2 separate regions of the Homo sapiens genome follow, and region 1 is linked to region 2. Evidence: chromatin contacts called from ENCODE Hi-C or POLR2A ChIA-PET data. All regions are on one chromosome and are shown on one strand. The core of a region is the stretch at or near the end of the contact, and the rest is flanking DNA. Distances in the headings are between cores, read along the strand shown.

Evidence for each region. A loop is a pair of places that touch in the nucleus more often than their neighbours do. ChIA-PET counts read pairs that join two places held with the same protein, here RNA polymerase II (POLR2A). Pooled maps may share reads with other maps.
Region 1: a map of posterior cingulate gyrus shows a loop between it and region 2 (2.4-fold over the local background). The contact joins two enhancer-like sites. A Hi-C loop is called at or near these places in 8 of 168 maps with a recorded cell type or tissue (B cell, CD14-positive monocyte, PC-9 and 4 more), 4 of 37 single-sample maps with no recorded cell type and 8 of 50 pooled maps. POLR2A ChIA-PET finds 5 or more read pairs at or near these places in 6 of 52 experiments (A549, CD4-positive, alpha-beta T cell, HepG2 and 3 more).

The regions. Positions count from the first base shown.
Region 1 is chr11:35,350,560-35,356,854 of GRCh38, forward strand. The region is part of intron 1 of SLC1A2 (solute carrier family 1 member 2); the gene reads right to left. Among named protein-coding and RNA genes, the nearest start is that of SLC1A2-AS2, 65 kb to the right of the region's middle. Within about 2 kb of position 1,897, at least 2 of the 41 ENCODE cell types and tissues checked have a DNase peak (open chromatin) inside an H3K27ac peak, as active enhancers do.
Region 2 is chr11:35,299,673-35,305,846 of GRCh38, forward strand. It overlaps SLC1A2 (solute carrier family 1 member 2), which reads right to left. Exons shown (of 11, transcript NM_004171.4): 6 at 1,847-1,973. Among named protein-coding and RNA genes, the nearest start is that of SLC1A2-AS1, 21 kb to the left of the region's middle. RefSeq lists an enhancer at 6,041-6,130. Within about 2 kb of position 4,924, at least 12 of the 41 ENCODE cell types and tissues checked have a DNase peak (open chromatin) inside an H3K27ac peak, as active enhancers do.

The DNA.
Region 1 (6,295 bases), core at 647-3,146, 48 kb after region 2:
AACATATGCTGCTTCCTAGGTCCTGACTTGAGCCAGACCTTAACCCCAGGTATCTGGGGATCCTTCCGTAAAGACACAGCAAGATAAGATTTTATCTCAGCTTTTAAATTTGGGACTCTAAAAAGCTTGGCTGATGCAACAAACCCTTTGATGATTTATTTAAATACTTATAGCTGCAGCTGCCCATCAAGCCTGATTAGGAAGATGCCTGGGCTGAGATTGGAGCTGCTTGTTGGTCTGAACCCAAATCTCCTACCAGGCACTGAAGTGTCCTCAATTCATGGTCTGGAAAATGAAATGGAAGGAGCCTTAAGATTTCATTCTTCTGACTCCCCTAAACTTTAAATACACCTTCTCTCTGAGAGAACATATTAATACTAAAAGCCACCAATATTTTTACTTCCTTTTAAAGATTATCTTAAAGAGTGAACCCATCTACCCACTATCCTCATCCAATAGAATCAGCTGACCCAGTCCTTGTTGGAGAGATTAATAAAAATAATATACTAATGATGGCTAACATTCATTGAGTACTTACTCTGAGTCAGGTACTATCCTCCAATAACCCAGTGAAATACATAATACCATTAGTCCCACTTTATAAGTGAGAAAATTGAGGTTTAGAGGATTAGGTAGGCTAACCATGATCAGGCAACTGATTAGTGCCAGAGACAGAATCCAAGCCAGGAATGCTTTACTTACGAGCCCATGCTCTTCTCTCTGCATAATGCTCTCCCCAGTGAACTTCCCACTCCTTCTCTGCCTCCCAAAATGACCAGAACATCTCTGCTTTCCCAGACAGCATGTCAGTTTCTCCTGGGACCATGGATCCTGTCTGAAGAACACTCCAGACCAGAGCACTTTCCTACTGACATGGACGTGTGTTCTCCCAGATACTTCACCCCACTCAGCTCAGGCCCTAAGGAGGTTTATAAGCTAAAAACAGTCTGGTTTTCAAGTAATATTGAATGACCCCATCAGATACAGTATGATTGGGAGTATATTGTGTGTACATTTAAAAGGTAAGACAGAAAACTGCAGATATACTCTGATTATTATTTTATTTTTTATTTTTATTTATTTATTTATTTTTTGAGACAGAGTCTTGCTCTGTTGCCCAGGCCAGAGTGCAGTGGCACAATCTCGGCTCACTACAACCCTCTCCTCCCAGGCTCAAGCGATTCTCCTGCCTCAATCTCCTGAGTAGCTGGGACTACAGGTGCATGCCACTACGCCCTGTTAATTTTTGTATTTTTAGTAGAGACGGGGTTTCACCATATTGGCCAGGCTGGTCTCAAACTCCTGACATCATGATCCACCCACCTCATTCTCCCAAATTGGTGGGATTACAGGCGTGAGTCACCGCATCTGGCCCTGATCATAATTTTATAAAAATTGTACATTGCATCGAGAAAAAAGTGGACACAAAAGGTTCCTAGTGGCTATCTGTGAATGATAAGATGATGGATGGGTTTTTACTTCCTTATTGCTTCTTTCCTTTATGTTTCCAACTTTCTACAGCAAAAATGAAGCATTTTTATGATCAGAAACAAAGTTGCTAACTAAGCTGACTGACCAAAAAGGAAAAAAGTCCATATGACTCAGAGTAAAAACAAAGAACTACTTAATCTATAAGAAACTTTGTTGGCACATGTTCTGTCTTTTTGCTACTTACATACCATGCCCTGGTTATGAATCTCAAACTTCATCTAGTTCCACTTAGTTTTCCAGCCTGCTTCTGATGTTGAGTGAAGAATGTCAGTGTTGGGAGTGAATTACCTTAACACATCCACGGTCCCTTATCAGTCCAAGCCACAGCTTTCTGCAGAGGGAAGGTTTAATTACCAAAAGCTCTGTGACGCAGTTAGCACTATTTTTGGCTGGCAGGCAGGGCAGGTTAGTTCTTTATCCATCCCTGCCTTGGCTGAGCCCCAGAGGTCACAGACAGAGAGCATTTTCACCATCCCAAGGCCAAGCCCATCTTTCTAGAAGCCATTCCAATGCTGCCTCTTGAGAAAGCAGTAAGGCCCCAGTTCCCTTCTGCAAAGGAGTGGCACAATTTCTCCTCCTGATATTCTCACCCCTGTCTAGAATTGCAAGCTGTCTCAGGGCATGCTCACTGCACTGAGAGAGCTGCCCTTGTTTTGTAATACACCTTACTGGATACATTTCAGAGGGTTAGGTTGAGATGGTTGGCAGTGAGTTCATGCATGGCTAAACTGCACCATGCGAGAAATCAATGGGAACTCAAGGGATTGGGAATTAAGGAGCTGGGGAGAAAAGAGGGGAGGTTTGAGCAGGAAGCAAGAGATCCTATCAATGTGGTGGGGAAGCATGTGCCTGGGCAGCAGAGATGGCCAATGAAAACTGTCCCAGCAGTGACAACCAGAGACCTCAATATAAAAGCAATGACAATAATAGCAATAATCATTTCAAGACCGACTTTGAATTTTGATATCTTATGTCCTTGCTTCTAAGATAGGCTTTTTTTTTAAGATTTAACATTTCTGAAATTGGGATGCATATTATAGTCAATATCAACATTTATCTACTATAGTATGTCTCTTTTTACTTGAAAAACTATTATTACATTGTGAGTGCAATTTACAACTAAGGGTGACTTAGAATGGAGTGAATGTGGCTGTTTAGAAACCTTCTGATAGAGACAGATGGGGTTGGGATGACATTCTCCTTTTCTTGTCTCTTTGCTCTTAAGGTTTCCACTCCCCTAACCGTTCATACAAATGCACAGAAGCAATGCCTCAGCTTCTCTTCTTCACCTAGCAGACTCCTGCTCATCCTTCCAATCTTGAATCAAATGTTGCTTCCTCCAGGAAGCTTCCCTGACCTAACTGAAAAAGTCTAACTCCCTGTTGATCTGTGTGATTGATGGATGTGCATCATCCCCCACTAGACTGTACCCTTCTTGAGAACAGAATTGGAACTTGTTTCCTCACTGCTAAATCACCTATTAAGAGCACAATAGGGTTTCCAATAAATTTTAGCTACATTAAAATATGTGAGTCTCTAATAGAGAGCTCGAAGACAAATGATTAATTCCCACCTCAGATGATCAAAATTTCTTTCAATGATCCTTGGCAAATATCCCTAATAGCAAGGGTGGACATGAGCTAGACCTTCAGAAAAGAAGAAAGTCTTGTCACCTTTCTACCATCAACAGACCATGTTGATATTTAATTAATTGCATGTTAAATAGTATTTAGGCATTTATTATTATTGTGCTTTTGCCCCGCTGGCTCCCAGTGACTCCTTACTCCTATTTCAATTACAGGCCAAAGCCTCCCTTGAAAGGATGTTAAGTGAATAAAGAGTATGATCATAGGACTTAGTGCAATATTAATATACATTTAAACTTTAAGGAGGGAGGATTTCAACAGACAGCACTGTTAGAATGGTACCACTGGTTAAAAATCCTATAATCCTGGCAACTACTGAGAAAAGTTTCATGCCTAGAAGAGTCCCTAGAAACCCTTGGGTCTGATCGTTATACAGATAGAAGACCAAAACACAAATCTATTACCAAATGGCAAAGGTATCCTATTAGTGGCATACTGGGACAAGAGGCCTTCTGATATAAAAAGAAAGTCTTAGCTGGGTGCAGTGGCTCCTGTCTGTAATCCCAGGGCTTTTGGAGGCTGAGGAGAGAGGATTGGTTGGGACCAGGAGTTTGAGACCAGCCTGGTCAATATAACAAGACCCCGTGTCTACAAAAAAAAAATTTTTTTTTAAATTAGCCAGGCATGATGGTGCACACCTGGAGTCCCCACTACCAGGAAGTCTGAGGTGGAGGGATTCCTTGAAGCCTAGGAGTTCCAGGCTGCAGTGGGCTACGATTACACTACTGTACCCAGCCTATGTGACAACGCAAGACTATGTTTCTTAAAACTAACTAAATAAATAAATAAAATAAATAAAAAATCCTGAAATCAAAGGATCTGTGTTGGCCCACCTCTTCCAACGTTTCTCTTTTGCCCTAACACAGTGGTTCTCAGCCAGGGGCAATTTTGTAATGTCTGGACACATTTTTGGTTTTGCTGCAAATCACCCCCCAAAACAAAGAATTATTTTGACCCAAATGCCAATAGGGCCGAGGTCGAGAAACCCTATCCCAACAGATGTCAGGGAGGCAGAAGGAGCCAGCCATGGGCAATTCCTTACACTTTTTACCCCCAACCGCCCGCATCCCTGTCACCCAAGAACACATCTGAGACTTTGCACCACATACTGAAATACGTGCCTACTCTCATGTGGACACAAATAGATACCAGAAGCCTGGCCTAGCCCCAACAGAAACATGACACATCTTCCACGAACAGCAAAATCTTCCTGAATTTCCTCCGTTCTAATTATACATTTTCCCATATTTTAAGTTTTCTGAAAATGGAATGTGTCTCATAATGAATGTAGTTTCCCTTATCCCAATGCTGTTATAAAATCAATGGAAACTCCTATAAATGATTACATTTATAATCAGAGAAACATGGTAGTTTAAACCATAACATTTACATAGAAATACAAACAAACAATAGAGCATGATGTAAAAATTTGCTTGGTTTCAAAGAATTTTTCCCTTGTGGCAGGCCCCTTTGGCCAATGTGAGTTCAAACTCTTCTACCTTGTTGGTAGAGAGACTTAAAACATTATAGAGTTTACTCTCAGGATGAAAAAAGGCCAAAGGTAAGACGGTCTGTGAATGAGACCAACCATGGTGAGCTCACTTTCAGAATCTCAGCATCAGAGAGACCTGACTTCCCTCCTCCCAACCCTTCACACCCTCCTACTGCATCTTCACTCCAATAATCTTTGATGGCTTTTTTTCTGTGTTTTTCCATAATTCGCACCATTTCAGATGATTAGCACTTGTAAGTGTACTGGAGTTCACTGGGAAAAAAAGCATCCATGGGTTGTGCCTGCTGACTGCCTTGTTTTGCTGCGTGTCTGCACAAAACAGCAGGAAGTGGTCAATGCACCAGCTGTAGAGGGAGTGAGGCCAGTTATAGATCCAGTCTTAACATCTTAGTTGGTTGGGCGTGGTGTCTCACACCTGTAATCCCAGCACTTTGGGAGACTGAGGTAGGCGGATCACTTGAGGTCAGGAGTTCAAGACCAGCCTAGTCAACATGGTGAAACCCCACCTCTACTAAAAATACAAAAATTAGCTGGGCATAGTGGCATGTGCCTGTAATCCCAGCTACTCGGGAGGCTGAGGCAGGAGAATCACTTGAACCTGGGAAGCAGAGGTTGCAGTGAGTCAAGATCATGCCACTGCACTCCAACCTAGGCAACAGAGCAAGACTCCATCTCATCTCAAAAAAAAAAAAAAAAAAATCTTAGCTGATGGTCTCCTTGAACAAGTTAGGTAACTCTGAGCCTTGGTTTTCTCATATGTAAGGCACAGCAGATGGATAACAACACTGTCCATTACAGAGCTGTTTCTCTTTAGTTACAAACAAAATAATTATGTGAAATACATGGTGCATGGCCAACTGCCCATGAAAGTTGGTGTGGCCTTCTGAGCAGGTTGTAGGATGTCTAGCAGTAATGATTCTAAAGATTCTATAACTTTGTACTTAGCTACACTTTGAGAGTTCCTGAATGAATTGAATACCATCAAATACACCTAGACTGGGGGACCCCATGATGTTTTTTTCCAAATTCATCCTCACAAACTTATAATCGACCCATACAATATCCCTAATTGATTTTGAACAGTGATGTTATGGGCAGGTGTGTGTTTGTTCTATAAAATTTCTGGGAATAAGATCCTTGACCTCATTGGTGTCCCGAGATAGTAGAAAGGCTTAGTCAAAAATCTGCTAATGTTCCTGGGCACCTCTGGCCATGCGTTATGGCAGTGCACTTGGTCAGGTGGCTAAGACTCAAGGCAACTCCCAGCACTCCCCTGGAACCCTGGGCAGAAGGCCCTTGGTTGCAATGTGGGCAAAAATGCGGTGCATTCCAAGACACCTACTTTTGATCAAGAATATAACGTATCTTTTCTCTGGGGCAGCAAAATTCAAGGATCCTTCTCAGACATTTGAAATTTCTTCTGAGGGTCTAGAATATTCCTTTGCTCTTGTCGTTTACGCTTGTCTTGAAACAGACTAAGCAGGTGAATGGCATTGACAAATGTAAAATCTCTGACAATTTAGAGAGAATATTAAGAAAAATGGGGAAAATGAGAATAAAAGTAATCCTTATTCTTTCAAATATAAAGTCTTTATGTAAATTTTATTACATAAAAATGTAAAACTAATTTTCTGATAACACATTA
Region 2 (6,174 bases), core at 3,674-6,173:
TTGACTACAGGCACATCACCATGTTTGGTTCTGTGGAGATAAAAAAGAACAGATTTTTGCCCTTGTGAGGTGGGGTGGGAGACAAGAAAAGGAGGAAGAGAAAAAGCAGCTGGAATTTCCACGAAAGACACCTACAGAAAAGTGGAAAAGGATCAGAAGAAGTTTGGCAAAGAAGGTGGGTAGGCCTGGAACATGCAGAGATGGGGAATAGGTAACCCAGAATTCCTGTGGAAAAGAGAACACAGGTATGACTTGGTCTAAGAGTGGTTTTATTTTTTTCTAGGCAGACATACAGGACCATCCTAGAGATCTGAAACAAATGCAAGTAAAAAGCTTTCTGTCTGATGGATATGGGACACCAAAAGTTTCCAATGATTGAAGATGACAGAGCTTCCACAATGAGAGAATAGATACTCATGCTCTCCTAGGCTCCCCTAGATTTCAGAGTCACTGACTATAAACACATGTGAAATAAAGGGGAAACAATATTGCTTAGACGATCCAAACCAAAAAACCTACCTGCTTATGCATCAAGGGTTTTGATACCAATATGAACTACAGCTCTTCCTCTCCCTAGCTATAATCATCTTAGGCAAGTTAATTATTAGGTTGGTGCAAAAGTAACTGTGGTTTTTCCCATTGAAAGTAATGGCAAAAACTGCAATTCATAAGTTGAATTCATATGTCCCCCAAATTCTTATGTTGAAACTTAATTCCCAGGGCAGTGGTGTTAAGAGGTGAACCATCTGGGAGATGATTAGGTGATGAGGGCTGTGCCCTCTTCAATGGAATTAGTGCTCTTAATAAAAGATGCTCGAGGGAGCCTGTTTTCCCTTTCTACCATGTGAGAGCACACACAAAGGTGCCAACTACGAGGAATAGGCCCTCCACAGATACCAAATCTGCTAGTACCTTGATCTTGGACTTGCCAGCCTCCAGAAGGGTGAGCAATAAATTCCTATTGTTTATAAATTACCCAGTCTAAGGTATTTTGTTATAATAGATGGAAAGACAATGACTGTGTAAAAGAGACCCCAGAGAGCTTTCTGAATCTCTTTTCATGCTGAGCGAGGTGGCTCATGCCTATAATCCCAGCACTTTGGGAGGCCTAGGTGGGAAGATCACTTGAGCCCAGAAGTTTGAGATCAGCCTGGGTAATATAGTGAAATCCTCGTCTCTATAAAAAATTTTCAAAAATTAGCTGGGCATGGTAGTGTGCACCTGTAGTTCCAGCTACTTGAGGGGCTGAGGTGGGAGGATCACTTGAGCTACAGTGAGGGAGGCCGAGCCTGCGATGAGCCATGATCACACCACTGCACTCCAGTCTGGGTGATAGAGTCAGACCCTGTCTCAAAAAAATTACAATAGAATAAAATTCAAATAAAAATAAATAAATATCTTTCTAACTGTGGATACAATGAGAAGTTGGTCTGCAACCTGGAAAAGGCCCCTTATCAGACCCAACCATACTGGCACCCTGATCTTGAACTTCCAGCCTCCAGAACCATAAGAAAGAAATTTCTGTTGTTTCTAAGCCACTCAGTCTTTGGTATTTTGTTATGGCAACCCAACTAAGACAGTTACATAAAAATATACAACCCATTCTCAACTCGCTGGCCATATAAAAGAGAGAGTAGGTTAGATTTGGCCCAAGGGGCATAATTTGTCTACACTTGTTCTAGGGGAAGCTCCAAAAAAGATATTTTCATCCCTTTCTCAAAGTCTTTCTGGAAAGACATTTGATCAGCCCATGCCAACTTTTTCCTGCAGGGAGAGCTCCAGTATCCTCTGGGGACCCCAAGGCTTTCTCAACCCACTGCTAAGAAGTAAGAACAAGGCCACTTACCACATGATCATGATCACTAACTTCATTACAATCTCATTCAAAATGTTGAAGAAATCCACCATCAGCTTGGCCTGATCTCCCATCTTCCCCATAGCGATGCCAAAAGCAATGAAAAACCCTATCAGACCTGTTGGATGAATCACATTACATAGAAGGACAAATTACAAAAAATGTACTTTTTCTCCCTCATTCTTTACCATTCCCAATGTATGGAGCCATGTTCTCACTGCTGGTTACCCTATGAATTAGACATTAAAAGAACAAAGCATTATATTTGATACTGAATGTAACTTTCCCCTGGATAATTTTGGATTTCTTGAACACTTTCCACATGAGCAAGTTAAACTGTAAGCAGCATTAGGTCCTTGAAGAAAATGTATTCATTTTCATTCCAAACTAAAAGGTGCTCTCTTTTCCCTCCCCTCACTTATGAAATCATGTGTAAGCAGATTCCTTTATTACACAGATTAACGAGGAAAAGCCTGTTGGGACTTGGGGATTATCATACAAACTTTGGAGCCAATATTGGAATAGCAGAGGCCAATTAGCCAATAAATTCTTTGCTAGAGTTACATCTAGCTTGTTTTGGTATTATCCCAAATCAATGCATGGCTGGTATGTTTCACTCTTACAAAATCCTATATGTAAAATTATTTTTTATTACTACACACATAAAATGACAGGGAGAAAAAAATACTGAAAAATCAAAGGGAAAACAATAAGGAATCCGAAATTCCATTTTATCCAGTTTTTTTAAATGTAATCTGTTATTTATGAATTTGTCATAATTATTTTCATGATTGAAATGGTTAGAATGCTTTTTTAATTTTATTTATTTTTTCAGGATCATAAAGACAGAATATAGATTCACTGTCAGATTTTGCTAGTTCCTAGTCCCTCCACTCTTTTCTTCCTTTACTTGACATTCTTGACTTGTATCTAAGTCCAGCCTCACATCAGCCTTTGGGGTCAATCCTAACCCCAGGAAAGATTTAAGGAGCTTCATCTCTGCCCTCTTCATGTCAGCATCACATTGCACTAGGTCTTGGACCAACTCCAATACCCAACCATGAGTCTTACTTCTGTGTTGGCTTTACCTCATCCCCTGTGCCTGAGATCCTGGGAATCTGCCCTACACTTTAGTTCCTCCAAGGCTAGGCCTGGCTTTGCTCTTCCTACCACTCCTGTTGGTCCCTTCCATTCTCTCCCTCGGTACCTCACGCTCAGGCCTGCAGTCTCACTCCAACGCATCCAGGGACTGGGGCACATTGTGCGGCTTACAGGTGTTTCCAGTACTGCCTGGGGGCTATCTGGATTTCTAATTTCCAATCCCCATGTGCTCCCTGACCTCTGACCCCTGATCTAGTATTGCCATTCTTGAGGTCTCAGTTCTTACTACTTACATGTTCTATAAATCAGTGTTGCTATGTCCTTGGCTACAGGACTTTGCTTCCCCACCTGACTTGTTCTCTGACTCTGAAGTATGAGCCATCTTCTCTTTCCTCCTCTTCTCCACACCTAACCTGCTCAATTTGGCAGTCCTAATTTCCAGTCCCTCCCTATTATATCCAGTTTCCTATGGTGTCCAGTTATGCCTAAAGTCTTAACCCATACTCAGTAAATTTTAGCATTATAATTTGATTCTCTTATAACAAAATTCCTTCTCTCTGAACCTTTGACTTTACTCTTTCCCTAGTCATCTAACCCACTAACCTCTTTACACCAAGCACATATCAACCCAGATTGTCTAACTACCCTTTGCTGGATCCTTTCTATCTTCAGCAAAAAGAATCCATCACTTGCACTTGGGGTTACTAATACTTCACATTTAGTATCTCCTCTTTTTGCTCTCAGCTAGAAAGCTTGACAAATGACTTCACAAGTAAGTTATTGGTCTGGAAAGACAAAGGCTTAGGGAAGATTAGATCCAGGACAGAGGGAACTAGTTCCGCAGTAATGTACAAAATCAATTTCAGGCCATTCCCAAGTCCTTCTCTCAAGCCCATGGAGAGGAGTCTGCTACGTGGGAGGTCAAAGAGAATCAATCTGAATATTCTGGCTGAGAATAGCTCATATTACTTGGTTAATTTCATTTGAAATTAAGAGAAAATGCCCGAGGTATCAAGGTCCCAAAGAACTGGAATAAAAAAAGCTCCATTCAGTGTCAGCAGAAACTGGCCATATCTATGAGAGATAGGTTTTTAAAGGAACAGTTGGAGTTGATTTAAGCAGTTGGGAGAGGGTGGAGACCAGAATTGTTTCTGGAGGTTTTTTAGGAGAGAAATGGTTCCTTAAAGAAGTGGGAGGCAAGAGCTGGGGTTGTATCTTCACTTATTGCAAGTGCTTAATCCTCGGGACTTTCCAAAGCCAAAAAACAGAAAGACAGCAAAACAAACAAATAAAAAAGCCACTATCTCCACCCTCAGAAGACCGTGGAAAGAACCTTATTTCAGCCATGATTTGTAAATGGGAAGTTTCTCAACAGTCTAACTTCCCTTGGCTTTCCAGAGCCTTGATCTGCACTTGGATGGAAACCGTATTCAGCTTGTAATTTTTCTTTGTAAACATTGCCTAATTGAAATTGCTCACTGGAACGGGGGTGTTGCATCTGAACAAAACCCTCTTGGACTTGGCCGCTGGGGTTACAGAGTAGTGAGTTGTGTTGAAACTCCCCAGTAGAGCCAAAGGTCCTGTGACTTCCCAGAATCCACCAAGACTCTGGAAACAACCAGGAAAGTCTTTGAATGATTCACTCCAAAGCCCTGGCCCCATTGTTCATGGCCTCAAGCTCCTCCTGAGTATGGAGAAGACTGAGGAACACTTTGACAAAAGGGGGTTGGGTGTTTTAAGTTATGACCCACCAGAAAAGACCATGGGGGAGTTAGGAAGGACCTGAAAGGAACATAGATAGCTGGACAGTGAGGGAGAAGAGCTGCTCGGTGGTGGGTGCTGGGGATATTTGCAAAATCTCCCCAGAGGAACTCTCCTTCCTACTCCTCGCTCCTTCCACCTCTCACCTCCCACTGGTTGTTAAACAATGTTTATTGATCTTCCATTGCCCAGCAACCTAGTCAGCTCATCTCTTCCCTCACTCTCACTCATCCAACCTGCTTCCTGCCAAGCCAAACAAAAAAGATCTGCTTCTGCTTCTCAGTGACTGTGCAATTCTGCTCCCTCTCTCTCCTCTTTCTCTCTACCATTCTAGATGGCTAAGGAGTAGGCTTACCAAATTTGGAACAAACAAACAAACATGACACTCAATTACTTTTTGAATTTCAGGTAAAAAATGAATACTTTTTTTTTAGTATTATTATGTCCCATGCAATATTTGTGACTTACACTAAAAAACTATTTGCTTTTTATCTAAAATTCAAATTTATCCAGGCATTCTGTATTTTATCTGACAACCCAACTAAGGAGACAAGGCCATGTGATCTTTCAGATGACAACGTGAAAGGACTACTGAGCTCATTCATCTCTAAGTAGCTGTCATCCAAACCTTTAGAAATTGTGCTTGGATAAATAAACATACTTCATCCATCCAGATTCACCATTTCTCCCAGGTTTTGGCCAAATGCCCCTATTTCCTGTCTCGGGGACACCATTCTAGTGATGGATGGAGGTTACGGAAGGGAGTGGACCCACTGAGTGGGAGGGGAGCAAACTGGGCAGACTAGAGCCGCTCACATGGTAATAAACCTCTGTCCCTCATGGAGGTATTTTCTTACTGAACTCCTCAGCTCTCCACCCACTTTGAATAATGATCACAGCTCATACGGAGAGAGCACATGGCATGTGCTACTGTGCCCTATATGCACAATCACATTTCATCCTCACAGTAATCTACAAAATAGATGCCAATCCTATTTCCATTTTACAAATGAGGCTCAGAGAAATGGAGTAACTTGCCCAGGGTCAGATAACCAGTAAGTGGCCCATACTGGATCCAAACCCAGGTCTGCCCAACTGCAGAGCCCAAAAACCTCTAGGATGGCATGCTAAGAAGGTACTGGGCTAGGAGAAAGGGCTCACTGGGATCCCAGAAAGTAAAACAAGATAACAAGATAATCTGTAAAGCTCCCTTGGTACCTACTCCAACACTTTACAATCCTGGTAGCATTGCATTTGTTTGCAGACTAAGGGCTGTGGTGGTCCAGCCCCCGCACCTAGCACAGCACCAGTACATGGGGGCAGCTTTTAAAAAATGCTTAAGAAACGAAAGCAATGGATGTGTCACTTAATAACACAGAGAGTCAGAGAAAGTGACTTTCTAACACCACACAGAGAGTCAGGGAATGTGCCCAATGACGGTGAGCTCCCTCCTTTTT